Linked DNA regions of Homo sapiens: regions 1, 3 and 4 are each linked to region 2. Evidence: chromatin contacts called from ENCODE Hi-C or POLR2A ChIA-PET data. All regions are on one chromosome and are shown on one strand. Each heading gives the region's core, a stretch centred on a gene start or an enhancer-like site at or near the end of the contact. The rest is flanking DNA. Distances are from core to core; before and after follow the strand shown. Region 1 holds the start of ABTB1 (ankyrin repeat and BTB domain containing 1). Region 2 holds the start of SEC22A (SEC22 homolog A, vesicle trafficking protein). Region 3 holds the start of PLXNA1 (plexin A1). Region 4 holds the start of TMEM39A (transmembrane protein 39A).

What was found. Hi-C counts contacts between places; a loop is a spot of excess contacts on that map. ChIA-PET counts read pairs that join two places held with the same protein, here RNA polymerase II (POLR2A). Pooled maps may share reads with other maps.
Region 1: a loop to region 2 is called in a map of CD8-positive, alpha-beta T cell, with 7 times the contacts of the local background. The contact joins the promoter of ABTB1 here to the promoter of SEC22A in region 2. A Hi-C loop is called at or near these places in 2 of 168 maps with a recorded cell type or tissue (CD8-positive, alpha-beta T cell and naive thymus-derived CD4-positive, alpha-beta T cell) and 6 of 50 pooled maps.
Region 3: a map of CD8-positive, alpha-beta T cell shows a loop between it and region 2 (7-fold over the local background). The contact joins the promoter of PLXNA1 here to the promoter of SEC22A in region 2. A Hi-C loop is called at or near these places in 2 of 168 maps with a recorded cell type or tissue (CD8-positive, alpha-beta T cell and naive thymus-derived CD4-positive, alpha-beta T cell) and 6 of 50 pooled maps.
Region 4: a loop to region 2 is called in a map of CD8-positive, alpha-beta T cell, with 6 times the contacts of the local background. The contact joins the promoter of TMEM39A here to the promoter of SEC22A in region 2. A Hi-C loop is called at or near these places in 1 of 168 maps with a recorded cell type or tissue (CD8-positive, alpha-beta T cell) and 6 of 50 pooled maps. POLR2A ChIA-PET finds 5 or more read pairs at or near these places in 1 of 52 experiments (naive thymus-derived CD4-positive, alpha-beta T cell).

The regions. Positions count from the first base shown.
Region 1 is chr3:127,671,418-127,674,916 of GRCh38, reverse strand. ABTB1 (ankyrin repeat and BTB domain containing 1) reads right to left here and starts at 1,965. Exons shown (of 12, transcript NM_172027.3): 1 at 1,836-1,965; 2 at 464-526; 3 at 317-372. The coding sequence starts at 1,891. It overlaps PODXL2 (podocalyxin like 2), which reads right to left. Exons shown (of 8, transcript NM_015720.4): 7 at 3,304-3,483; 8 at 2,115-2,649. The coding sequence ends at 2,437. RefSeq lists silencers at 1,594-1,853, 1,994-2,593, 2,604-2,683.
Region 2 is chr3:123,200,062-123,203,207 of GRCh38, reverse strand. It overlaps SEC22A (SEC22 homolog A, vesicle trafficking protein), which reads right to left and starts at 1,265. Exons shown (of 7, transcript NM_012430.5): 1 at 1,222-1,265. RefSeq lists enhancers at 1,179-1,228, 1,469-1,548, 1,559-1,708.
Region 3 is chr3:126,981,412-126,984,952 of GRCh38, reverse strand. PLXNA1 (plexin A1) reads right to left here and starts at 1,838. Exons shown (of 32, transcript NM_032242.4): 1 at 1,666-1,838. RefSeq lists silencers at 748-827, 1,843-2,072, 2,173-2,392 and enhancers at 2,443-2,772, 3,033-3,082.
Region 4 is chr3:119,462,221-119,465,642 of GRCh38, reverse strand. It overlaps TMEM39A (transmembrane protein 39A), which reads left to right and starts at 2,028. Exons shown (of 9, transcript NM_018266.3): 1 at 2,028-2,307. RefSeq lists enhancers at 1,778-1,837, 1,868-2,357.

The DNA of each region.
Region 1 (3,499 bases), core at 716-3,215, 4.5 Mb before region 2:
AGGATTTTTAGCCGATCAGATTCATTGTGAAAAGATCAACTTGGCTGCAATGGCAAGAGAGAGGCAGGCACCGTGTCCGGGGAGAAATGCTGATGACTGGGCCCAGGTCGTAGAAGTAGAGATGGGCAAGGTGGACAGAGAAAAGGTTTTAAAGTAGCAATAATAGTACTTGCTGATTCGACTGGGTGGTAAGAGAGGAATCGTGGTGCTTTGCAAATGTGTATCAAGGCCTTTGAATGCACGCACGCATGCATGCACCCACACGCACACATGCATGCACCCACGCACACCCGTGAGCCGGGCTCCCTGCTCTCACCATTGGCCAGAAGGTAGAGTACCAGCTCCTCGTGCCCACACAAGCAGGCATAGTACCTGAAGGGAGGAAGGAAGTACAGGAGGCAGTCCTCAGTGCTGAAGGGGTGCACCAACCCCCACCCTCCCCACCCCTCTCTCCAGCACTCACAAGGGGGTGCTGTCCCACTTGTCCCGCACATTCACCTCCACGTCTCGCTGCTCCAGCAGGTACCTGGGCAGGAAGGAGGTCAGAGCCTGGGTCAGGACGGGTTCATGGTCTGAGAAAGAAGGCCCGTGGAAAGGAACGGAGAGAAAACATCCCTTTTGGTATGGGGAAGCCTCCCCCAGGTGAGGGCAGGTGACAGGCAGACCAGAGCAGGAGAGGCACTCAAGGCAAAGTGCAGGCAAGGATGTGGAGGTGGGGTCGAACAGGCAGACACTGTGTGCTATCAGTGCTGGGGGACGATGGGCTACAGGGACAGAAGCCAGAGCCAGTGCCGAGGCTGGACCTTTGGCCTTTCAGCGTTTGGGAGAGGAGGTGATGGAGCCTTCACTCCCACCAGAGCTCTCTACTGCAGGAAGAAGCTGGCCCTGTTAGAAGCAGGGAGCCCGGGAAAAAGCTGCTGCAGGCCTCCTGATGGTGTGGAGGGCACACAATTCTAGGAGGCAGGAGTCGCGGGATACAGCAACTGATGGGATGCGGAAGGTGAGCGAGGGGAGTCGCCAATGCTAATGCAGCCCCACTGAGGCGGGGGCAGCCCAAAGGAGGCCTCCAGGCTGCACCTGGAAGTGCTGTGAACCCACTCAGCGTTGACACTATGCACTAACTCTTGAGTGGCACGGGATGTCAGGGAGCGGCCCAGGGAGGCTACGGGAGTACAGCAGCCCGGCGCCAGCCCAGGGGAGGTGGAAGCAGTCAGTCAGCACCAGGTCAAGGGGGAGGAAGGGCCAAGAAAAAAGGAGGTCAAACGGGATAGTGGAAGCCCAAGGAGGGGAAGGGCCCCAGAACCCAACTGGGCACCCCTTCCCTCCGCGTCCGGCCCATGGAGGGGGCATCTCAGCGCCAGATTCACTTTAGCTGCGTCAGGAGTTTCCGAATCCTCAGGGACCGGAGGCCGATTATGGGCTCTAGGTGTTCCCCGCGCCAGGTCCAGAGAGCACGAGAGAAAGGGGCCACGTCTGGAGTCCCAGGCCTATACCCGCGCCCTGCGCCCGGGGGGTCTGACGTCCGGGCCCTACCAGGGCGAACAGTGGCCCGCCTTCTCTCCGCCCACTTCTGCGCCTTCGGGCCTCCGCTGAGCAGTCCCTTCTTACAGGAAGCCCTCCGGGGGTCAATGGCCATCAGTGTCCCCGCCCCAGCGCGCTTCCGCTGGGGGGCTGCGGCGGGGGTCCGGGTGGTCTGCCCCGCGGGGGCGCTCCGAGGGCTGTGACCCGGCAGAGGCGCCCGCCTCTCCGCGGCCGCCCAGCCGCCCGTCCCAGGGCCCGAGGCGTTCCGAGGGCGGCCACCTCCCGCACCCTCCCCGGGACTGCGAGGTCCTCACCGCACTCGGCCCACATCCCCCTTCCTGCAGCTGGCGAACAGGTCGCTGGTGTCCATGGCGCGGAGGATGGTACCCGAGCCGAACGACCTCGGGCGGCGAAGCCGCGCACCCGGCGGATGTAAACACGCTCAGCCCCGCCCCGCCCCGCTCTGCAGCGGCGTCCGGAGGACCCGCCCGCCCCGGCCTCCCCGCCCCGCGGCCCCGCCCCTGCCCCGGGGTGCCCCGCCCGCCCCGCCCCGCCCCAACCCCGGAAATAAGAATGAGTCAAGAAGGCAGACGCGCTGGGCCCGGCGTGGTCTCCGGGCGGGTTTAATTGAGTCCCGGGGCGCAGGAAGCGCCGCCCGCCGCCCGCGGGGCCGGGGTTCAGGGGCGGGAAAGCGGGGCCAAGGCGGGCTTTGAGGCCTGCCCCTCGGGCGGGAGTGAGGGAGTTGGTCCGAAGCCGCCGTGTGAAGTCGGGGGAAGCGGGAAGGAGCCCGCGCCGAGGGCCAGGCCGCGGGGGCGGCCCGGGTAGGCGCGGGGCTGGTGCGGGCTCCGGGCCGTCCGTTTCGGGGTCCACCTCGCTTGGTCCTGGCGGCCCACTCGGCCTGCGCCTCGGCTGCGCTCACAGGTGCGTGTCCTCCTCGAACACGTCCGAGTCCTCGGGGTCCCGCTTGCCCCCCATGAGCGCCCCCCAGCTCCCCGGGCCGTTGAGGGCCCCGCCGCCGTTCAGGCTGGGGTGCTTCTCCTGCATCTCCGACTGGCTGTCGCTGGCCACGTCCAGCGTGGGGTTGTCGTGGCAGCCGTTCTCCACGAAGCGCAGCTCCTCGCCGTGCGACTGAGGCGGGGTGGGGAGAGGCCATGGGCGAGCGAGCCAGCCCCCGGACAGCGCCAGGCCCGCGGCCGTCTGTGCAACCCCACCCAGGGGGTTCCCGCGGCACCCTCCACAGGTGCCAGATCCTTCTTTTCTGTTGCTGCAGCTCAACTCCTTTCTCAAAATAAACCTACTAGTCGTTGGCACTACAAAGCCCCGTGGCCTCCCTGACGTCATCGATCCCCCAACAGCCCCCTAAGAAGACTCCACTTGCGAGGTGGGCAGGGAGCATCGCTAGGGCTCTGCTCGCTTCCTCCTGGGGAGGCCTCTAGGCTGCTGGAGCCTCTCCTTGATCCTTGGGCACCACCAACGCAGGGCCTGCCTCTGGTGAGGTATTCAGGTGCTCAGGCCCTGCAGTGCCTGCGCCGGAAAGGGGCTGGTGGTGCCAGGGAGGGGCCCCCTGGTGGGGCTAGCAGCCCCCTCACTCCCTGCACCTCTGGCACCTGTCCTGGGGCTGGTGCCCTGCAGAGCAGTCAGCAGTGCTAGGCTGACCAGCTGCTTCACCCACGGGACCCTGTGCGCCCAGGAGAGTCACTGCCTCCCCTTGCAGATGAGGACACCTATCGATGGGCACTCTCCTCTCAACTGGCCCCCAGCCCCACCTGTCCCCACACTCACCACGTGCTTGAGCTTGGGCAGCCGGCGCTGCCAGCAGTTGTAGAGCAGGCCAAGCGCAATGATGATGATGCAGATGGCCCCAATGACCACCAGCACCACGAAGAGCGTGCCGTAGTCGCTGCGCACCTGGCTGGCCCGCGCCTGGCAGCTGCTGGTTGTGGAATAGTTCTGGATGCCAATCTAGGGGTGGGAGGGG
Region 2 (3,146 bases), core at 16-2,515:
GGCCCAATTCTAACAACTCTGTGAGACACTCAAGGAAGGTCACAGGCACCCCTGTGATAAGACCTAGGCCTCTTTCATATACCAACATAAGATATACTTCGATTTTAACCAGTTGCACGCAAAAAAAAAAAAAAAAAAAAAAAAAAAAAAAAAAGGCACTAAACAGATGTGATGGTTTTCAACATAGGAAATACCCGAATGTCCCATTACTTTAGGATATGGTCACAGGTGTCAGAGTCAAATACTGAATGAACCTTAATATATCAGAAATTGTAGGTACCGTTTAAGGCATTGCCTGATTCCTTACAATCTTAGCATGTAAGCAAATATCAGTAACATGGAAAGTGATTCAGAGTTTGAAAAGTGGCTGTTCCCCTGACTGAAGATCCCAACATCTCCAGTCTGGTGGCTGATACTTTTGCTCTGGGCTAGGCTTTGCCTTGGCTGAATAGGCATAGGAGGGACTGGTTCTCAAGCTCGCCCCCTGCCCCAGGTGGATGATCCAGGAAACTAAGCAGCAGGGAAAAATTATCTTAAGCTGTCTTCACTGGCAGAGAGATTCAAGCCAGCTGGGGCTTGTCCTTTTCTTTTGGAAGCCTCCTCCACTTGCCGAGCCAATTGCTCAGGTCTCCCTTCTGCCACATCGTTCCCAAAGTGACTCTTGAGACAGGGTCTCAAGAGATTTCCGTGAGCCAACGCGGGCAAATATCTGGGCTCAGGGCTCACTCCATCCCCACAAAACGTAAAGTAAGACACTGGTTCAAGTCCCATTCTGCCTAAAAGAAATAGGAAATGCCACCTCAAGCTCTCATGGGCCACCTACACAGGTAGATCACCGTGTTTCTGACACCTGGGCGCCAGGGAATCCCCACCACCATGCTGACAGCCAAGTGCGACTGTCCCTCCCCTTCAAACACTCCTTTCCTGGCTGCCCAACACCCGAGGCGGCTCAGACGAGGCGCAACCGCCGCCCGCCTGGCCCCAGAGAACCCTCAAGTCGAAGGGGACGGGGTCCCCGCTTGCCCGTCCCTCCAGAGCTCCGCGGCCCCGACTCCCATCCCAAAGGCACGGACTTGGCTCCTGCCCGTGGGGTAGGTCTTCAATCCCGAGGGCGAAGGCCGAGGCTGTGGCGAGAGGCAGGGAGCGGGAGGGGAGAGGCCGGCAGGGATTCGAACGACCCCTAAGAAAGGAAGAAGAGGACTGGGAGGGGCCGGGGAGTACCTGTCGAGACGGGACCCGCCGCTCCGAGTGACGCGCCCCGAAGTGCATTGTGGGGCCTGGGAGGGACCTTTCGGCGACGCTGCGGCGCGTCCAACGTGGCTCGCGCCCGCGGAATCAAACCACGCCCCCGTTCCCTCAGCTCACCCAGGCCAATCGGGTTCTGCAGGAAGGACACAACAACCCCCCAGCTCCCGGGGCCCTCCTTAGTCCCACCCGCTCCAGGAGAGATTGGCAGCTTCTCTCGCACCTGCGCCAGAAAAGTACAGCATCCTCTGATGACAGAACTACGTTGACTTCAGAAATAGGGCCAATCTCTTCCGCTCGCCGCCCTGTTTCTGCAGGCATTTTGTCTCTCACACGCGGCCCTACAGCAGACACTTATAAAGGGGACAGGGAGAAAAGCCCCCTCTGGGTGAGCAAGGAGAAGACCTGGCCCCGTCTATTCCCACACACAAGAAGGAAACTAACCATGGCAGAGAAGTGCCAGATGCTGACCCTGCGACCCCTTCCAGCCTTCGCATCGGTCATGCATTATTAAACAGGCATTTCCTGACTGTTTACCATGTGCCAAGCACCGTGTTAAGCACGGGGTTACAGGAGTGGACATAACACTTGATGGAATTTAAGGAGTAATTGGAGCAAGAGATATTAAAGCATAAATAGTTACAGAACTACAAATTGTCAGTATTGGGAGGGAAAATTAGTGGGTGCAATGATCAATTAATTTTGGACTATCAGGGAAAAGACTTCTGAATAAGTGCCTTTTAAGCGGCAGGCATATTGAAGAGCCTTAGAGAATGTTCCCCGCCAAGGAAATATTGTGTGAGGTTGTCGGGGCATGAAAGAACTTCTTGTGCTCTAGGAACTAAAAGGGAGTCAGTGTGGATGGAGTGTAGGGAGCAAGGAGAAACTTTGCCCGTTGACCTTAAGATATCTTCCAAAATACAGCCTGAAATCTGTAATGTGGCCAATAAGAGTCAGCATGGTCTGGCCCTTGTCTCATCTCAGCCCAAGGTCAATGGGCAGCTAATAAAGACTATTAAGTAGGATCCTATTTGCATATTTAAGAATCACTCAGGCTGTTTGTGGAGAATAGTGTGGAAAAGGGCAAGAAGGGCTGCTGGAAAGCCATTTGGAGGCAGTTGCGTCAGGCAAAGCCAGAAATGATGGGGCTTGAACTAGTGTAATGGGAGTTAGAGACAGAAAGAGGTAGATAATTTCAAGATATGTATAAATTAGAAATGGTATCCAAGGGACTTCATAACGGATTGGTTTGCCGGGAAGGGTCAACAAAAAGGAATATTAAGGATGACTCCTTAAGTAACTAGATGGATTAAGAAGCCATTTACTGACTCATGGAACACAGAAAGAGGAGCAAATGGTTTGGAATATGTTAAATTTGAAATGCCTATAAATGGAGATGTCAAGTAGATTTGGATATGTAGGTCTAGAGTTCAGAAGAAAGGCCTGAACTAACATAAATTTTGTCCTAGATATATACTCAACATAAATGTATTCATATATTCACCAGAAAACATATGTATAAGAATGTTCATGAAATAAATAAATTTTAGAATATTCTGACCAGGCGCGATGGCTCACGCCTGTAATCCCAGCACTTTGGGAGGCCGGGGGCGGGGGTGGATCACTTGAGGTTGGGAGTTCGAGACCAGCCTGGCCAACATGGTGAAACCCCATCTCAACTAAAATACAAAAAAATTAGCCAGGCATGGTTGTAGGCATCTGTAATCCCAGCTACTTGGGAGGCTGAGGTAGGAGAATTGCTTAAACTGGGAGGCAGAGGTTGCAGTGAGCCAAGATCATGCCGCTGAACTCCAGCCTAGGCAACAGAGCAAGACTCCTTCTCAAAAAAAAAAAAAAAAAAAAAGGAAGAAGAATATTCACATAGTAGAATACTATACAGG
Region 3 (3,541 bases), core at 589-3,088, 3.8 Mb before region 2:
CTCCCGACCAGTCCTAGGGGATCCGGCTCTGAAGGCCTTGGAGTCCTGCTCCTGAGAAAAAGTGCCTACCTTTGCAGGCCTTCCCCTGGGGCACCCGCTCCTCCCGGCCAGCTGCTCTAAGCTGCTCTGTGCACGGGGGCTTTCCTGGGGGCTCAAAACAGGCAGGCAACGACCTTGGGGGGCCAGGAGTCCAGCAAAGGGCTGTCTGCTTTGTCCACAGGCACCTCATGTGTCCCCCACCCCCAGAGCACACACTGAGGCCACAAACCCAGGCCTCCGCCCATGCTGTCCTCTGCCCAAAACGCCCTTCCTGGGCCCCACTGGCACCCCCCAGGAATGGAAGCCTGGCCCTGCAGCGAATCACTGGTTCACATGCCTGCCTCTGGCAGGGGGCTGGGTGCTCCTCAAGGGCCGGGCAGCATCTTGGTGCCCCTGGTGCAGCACCTGGCCTCTGCCGCACACCCCAAGCCGCAGGAAATCGAGGGGACCTGAGGCAAGCTCCTCAAGGGCCCGGGGAGCAGAAACTGCGCCCCATCCCTGCACCGACCCCCAAACCGGCTACGTGTGAAAGGAGATGGGGCAGCACGGAGCAGCCTGAGCCACAGGAGCCGCGCTGAGGGGACAGAGGCTCGACCACGTCCCCTCCCCGGCACACACACCCCTTTCTTTCAAGGGGCGTGGCCCCAGAACCCCACACAGGAGCCTGGGGCAGATCGCCGCCCGGGGCCGCCCCTCGGAGCCCCTCCCCTCCTTTCCAGGGCTGCACCTGGGACCTCACGCCGACCGAGGGGCCTCCCTGGAGTCCCCACTCCCCCTTCCCCTGGCAGCCCGGGATCGGCCCGCTGCCTCCAGCTTCGCCGCACATCAGGCCCGGGACTATCCAGGAAGCAATCGGAAGCCTCCGGGAGAAGCGGCTGACCCTGGAGAGGCCCCGAGAGGGGGAGGCCAAGGAGGCCCGAGCGGGGCGGCCTCCTGGGCGGCACCCAGAGCCCACCTCCCCGCACTCCGGGCCAGTGGGAGCGGTGGCAGCTGTGGTCGGGAAGCCGCTCCAACTTCCACCCCGCGCCCCAGGGCCGGCCGGGGGCTTAGCCTGCACGACCTCCTCCGGCCCCCGCGGCCCTGCTGGGAGGCTCCGATCCCTATCCGGGCCTGGCCACCCCGTCCTCGCCCGCGGCCAGAGGTCTGAGCCGAGGTCCAGCGGCCGGGACGGGCCTGGACACCGCAGGGGCCTCCCCGCGGGGCCGCCGCAAACTTTCTCCCCAGCCTCCGTGGAGGGGCAGCGCCCGCCCCCCGCCACCCCGGAGCTGCCGCGGGGCTCGGCGGGCCCGGCCGGGGGGCGGGGGAGGCCGCGGCGCTGGATCCCGGGCCGCGGTCCCAGCCCCGCCGCACGGGGGTGCGGTCTCTCCGCGTCGGCGCCGCGACCGCGCCCGGACACACGCGGACGCCTGGGCCGGAGCCGCAGGGACACGCGGGCCGCGGACACGCGCGCCGCAGTCCCCACGCGCGCCGCAGTCCCCGCGCACACCCCCTGCCTGCCGCCTCACGAGAGGGCCGCCGCCGGAGGCCGCCCCGCGCCCACCCACGGGCCGCCCGGCCCCGGACCCCAGCCCGGCCCGGCCCCCGCCCACCGTCCCGCGCCGCGGGGAAAGTTGCGCCCCGACTCACCCGCCGCCCCGGGGCGCGCCCCGCCGCCGGCCATCGCCGCGCCCAGCCGCCCGCGCCGCCGCCGCCGTCCGCCCCGCCGCGGGGCCGCCGAAGCCGCGTAGGCCGCCCAGGCCGAGGCCGCCGCCGCGCCCGGGCTCCGCTGCGTGGCCGCGCAGCCGATGCCCAGCATGAATGGGGCGCCGAGCGCCGCGCGGCTGCGGACCGGCCTCGCTCTCGCCGCCCGCGGAGCCCCGCGCCGCGCGCATGCGCCGCCCAGAGCCCGGGGGCGGGGCGGGGGCGGGGCCGGCGGCGGCCTCCAGAGGGCGCTCTGCCCCGCGCCGCGCGCCTGCAGGGGCCCACCGCGCGTCTTCAAAGGGCGATACGGCTGCCCGCCTCAACTCTCTGGGCGCCGGGGCCGCGCGGGCAGTTCCGGGAGCCCCCCGCTCTCGAGCGGGCTAGCCCGCGACCCCAGGAACAGGGCCTGGCTCAGTGTGCCCAGGCTAGGAGCATGGCCTCCTTTCACGGGGGGGGAAACTGAGGCTGAAGGAGGCAATCGCAGTTCCCAGACCTTGCGGGGCCGGGTGTTCCCAGCTCTCGGCCTCGCGCGTTCCGCTCTGTCAGATGGGCGGGCACCTGCGCGGGGAGCCCGGGCGCCCCCTGCAGGCCCCAGGCTGGTGGCGCATTCCCGGCTGGGGACGCAGCCCAGGGAGGAAAGTCCCGCGGCAGAGGCGTGGCGAGACGCGAACTCCGGCTGTAGCGTGGGGCAGCGGATCTACACGGTGTGAGGTGTGGGGCTGCAGAATCCAGGGTGACGGGCCAGAGCTGTCCAGGCAATACCCCCAGCCTGCATGGCAAGGCTGAGGGGCAGACACCCAGCACTCAGTTACTGTACTCACAACCGCCACTCCCAGGCAGGAGGCATCCGGGAGGGCCTCCCGGTGGACGCAACCAGGCCAAGGAAGGGGAAGCCGGCAACAGGAGCATCGATAACAGAGCAGATGGGCCAGGAAAACCCCGTCGTGGGAGGGCTGAGTCCCGGCTGGGGACTTGGCCCCCATCTGTAGCCTGAGGGGTGCGGTTTTTGCTGTGTGAATCACGTCACCCCTACAGAAGAGGAACTCTCTACAGTTCACATGGTTAACAGGGAAAGGGAATGGACTCATACCGGGCCCAGGTGTCCCTCCGCGTCTCACCCCGCTCCTCCCTCCCCAGGAGCAGCCACAACCCTCATTTTTGTGTTCATCTTTAAGTGCTTTTCTTTGGGTGTGACCTCTTATATTTGCACCCCAGAATGGGACGCTGTTTTGGGTGGCTTGTTCTGGGCATTACAGAAACGGGGTCACTCAGCCTGTGCTGTTTGCTCTGTCTGCTCTGTGTGGTGAGGGCACAGGGCAGCTGCTCGCAGGCATCGTCTTCGCAGCCTGTTTTGTTGGGCTCCTGCTCGCCCATTCTCCTGCCGATGGACATGGGATTGTCGCCTATCTGGAGCCATGATGAGCAAAGCTGTGATGAGCATCCTGTGTGTGCCTCTCGGTGGGCACCTTTAGATCCAGGGACGGTCTGCAGGGTCACGGGGTAGGATTTGTCTAGCTTCAGGAGATACAGCAAAACCGTCTTCCCAAGTGACAGCCCCAGTTTACACTCCCAGCAGCTTAGCAGGAGTGTGGAAGGGTCTGGCTGTCCCACATCCTCACCAATATTTGGCACTCTTTAGTTTTGCAAATCTAGTGGCATGAACTGGTTTTTCAACTAGGTGGTTTTGCTTGTCTGCTTTTTTTTTTTAGAGACAGACAGGGTCTCGCTCTGTCACCCAAGCTGGGATGTTGTGGTGCAATCAGAGCTCACTGTAACCTCAAGCTCCTAGGCTCAAACCATCCTCCTGCCTCAGCCTCCTGAG
Region 4 (3,422 bases), core at 779-3,278, 3.7 Mb after region 2:
TGTCCCTCTGGAAGATCTTCAGGGTCAAGAACACACATGGAACTGCCATCTCCTAGGATAACAATGCCTTCTTCTGGAATACCTTCTGAAAGACCTGCCTGAGGTTGTTTTACAGTTAACTTTCATTTTTTTAAAATAAGTAGAAGGAGTACAATCTAAAATAACAATAAATGTATAGTATAGTAAATATATAAACCAGTAACAAAGTAATTTATTATCATTATTTAGTATGTTATACTGTACATAATTGTATGTGCTATACTTTTATACAACTGGTAGTGCAGGTTTGTGTACACCAGGATACATTGCACTACAACATAAAGACAGCTACATCATTAGGCAATAGGAGTTTTTCAGTTTTATTATACTCTCATGGGCTCACCATCATTTATGTGGTCTTTCATTGAAACATCATTATGGGACACATGACTGTATTTAAAAATGAAAAAAAAACCAGAATGGTTGTACGAGTACTGGAAGTACAGTTTCTACTGAATGAGTGTTGGTTTTGCACCATCATAAAGTTGAAAAATTGTGAGTCAAACCATCCTAAGTTGGAGACTTGTGTGTATTCCTAAGTGACAGCTCTGTGGTACATTAGGACATTAGGAATATTTGGGAATATTAGCAACTTTACTGGTTTCGATATCAGTCATTCTGGCTCTAAATTCTGGTTCTGGCTCTTATTAGCCAGGCTATTTTCTTTTTTTTCTATTATTATTATTATTATTTTTGAGACAGGGTCTCTCTCTGTTGCCCAGGCTGGAGTGCAGTGGCACAATCTCGGCTCACTGCAAACTTGACCTCCAGGGCTCAAGTGATCCTCCCACCTCAGCCTCCCAAGTAGCTGGGACTACAGGTGTGAGCCACCATGCCCGATTTATTTTTTTACTTTTTTCATAGAGACAAGGTTCCACTATATTGCTCAGGGTGGTCTCAAACTCTTGGGCTCAAGTGATCCTCCTGCCTTGGCCTCCCAGTGTTGGAATTACAGTCATGAGCCACCCTGCCTGGCCAGGCAGGCTATTTTCAACAAGCTACTTAACTTCTCTTAACTTCAGTTTCTTCTGTAAAATAATAACCATAGTAGAAGCTATCAAAATGTGAGATTTAAATGAAATGTGTAAAGCTACTAATCCAGTGCCTGACACAACAAAATTCTTAATAAAGGTTAATCATTCAATCAATACAAACAACTTTCTATTAAGGAGATTAAAATCTCTGGAGTGAAAGATTACACAAATGCTCCTTTTGACACTCTTATCTTCTTCTAATACCAAACTATTGTCAATTCCTGAACTCAAGATGACGTTGCTCACAGATCTTTACCTTTTTATCTGCCACTTCTCCAGGAGGACTGCCATTCTCCCACAAAGCCCCTATGCCTTTGTGGAGTCTTGGCTGAAACCCCAAGCTCTCTGCAAAGCTTTTCTTGGTATTGACATCACCACCATCCCACAGAATTCGTTAGTGTTACATGCTATCTCTGGACCTTGGACACACTTTTAATATTGTAACAAATGGTAATTACTGTATTTTCTTAGTGTCGCCTCTCTTCCACTAGACTCTGAGCTTTTGTGGTATTCGCTTTGTAACCACAGCATCTGTCTAGTTCTTAGCAAACAATAAGCGCAGGGTTGGATGCTGACGCATGACTTCATGACTTGGGCTCCCTCACTTAGCAGTAACGTGACCCTAGGTGACACCTCCTAATCTACACTCATCTGTAAAATGGCGGTGATAACTTGTACATGGTTACTACATGGAGTCCAAGAGACAGCAAGAAGGATCAGTAGCATGGTGCCCGCACCTAGCAGCCGCTAGCTGACTGAGGCCGAAAGAGGAAATGCTTTGGCCAACACTGGCCGGAAGGGGCGGGACCGCGAGTTAAGAGGAGAAGGCGCGCCCCACTGCGCAGGTGCAAATGGTAGGGGTTGTCGTGCCGGCTGATTCCGGGGACGCACTCGCGGCTGGGGCAGACCGCGGTCGCGTAGCTGACGTCATCGCCGTGCGCTGCCACGTCTGCTCAGCTCCGCGGTAATGGAGGCTAGGGATGGGTGCTGAAGTATCAGGCTCTGGCTCTAGCTTTAGCTCTGGCACTGGAACTGCGTCGGAGTCTGGGTCTGAGTCTGGCAGCCCGAAGCCTGGACACCTTTTCTTGATTCTCTAGGCGGGGGCTGCCTGCGTCCAAGCAGCTGGTTTGCAGCGTTCCAACGCTGGGAGGGAGTTCCCTTACCTGGGGTCCAGTCTGTAAAGTTGTCGCCGCTTTCTAGGGACCCCGCCCCACCGGCTGGGACTCTTCCATGCGTGAGTATTACTGAGCTGCCCCAAGGTCCGGCTGTCCTGGACCTGCCTCGGCCCTCTTGGGTGTGCGGCGGAGACTGCTTTGTCTACCTTTCTGCCGACTTCTCTTAGGGACCAGTCTGTTGAAGTTTGTGGTCTCCTGCAGTCCACCACACCGCATACTCTCACCTCTTCCGTCCCAGTTTTTTCCCTGCACTTTTCTTTCCCTTTGCTTGTTAATGGAGCAAGGACCAGCAGCCCCTGCATCCAGCGGTTTGAATGCTTTGTTTGACTTGGGGTTAGTTTACAGCCGAAGGCTGTTAGGAATAGGGAGCATTTGAAAACACGGGTTTTTTCCAGTGTCATCCTTGGGTTTTAGTTGTATTGTTTAGGAAACATTGGTATCCATGTTGACAGAATCATGATTTTTGCCGTAGAATGATGAAAAGAGCTTTTTTTTTTTTTTCCAGTGAGGATCTTTATCTTTTACTTGCTTCTTAATCTTGCAGTTTCAGTAATTTCTGTATGATTTTACACCAGCTTTTCTGGAGCGGGCATCCCCTTGAAGAGTTTCTTTCAATATTTTAACCCTAACATATAGAGATACCACTCGAACAGTTTTACTTTTAAACTGTTAAAAGAACTACTGGTACCCTTTCATTCCACTTCCTCAGTCCTGACAACCTCTGCAGAACAGGGGACACTCCCCCCCCCCGCCCCCCCCCCTTGAAGAAACACACTCAGAAGAACACACTCAGAAGTTAACTTATCCGGATAAGGTCAGATAATATGTGACCATCTGAGCTCACAAGCCATATCCCTTGATAACAAAACCTAATGTTTTATAAAGTGCCAATTCTTCTATATTTCAAGTAGTTTAAGTGTGAAACATTGAGCTGGAAATGTATAAGGTGTGATGTTTCTTGTAAACTTCTATTTGATTATAATATCTTACAGATGATACAAATCAGTTGACAAAAGACACAAATCATCACTTGCCTAAAGCTGAACAGAGCTTAGATCAGAACTTAGGCTTTTGACCCATTAGAGTCTGAGTAGTCCTTTAATTCGAATAACGTAAGTAGTAGACACTGGGAACATTCGTTTGAAAATCTTATTTTGTAAGGCCTGCTTACTCA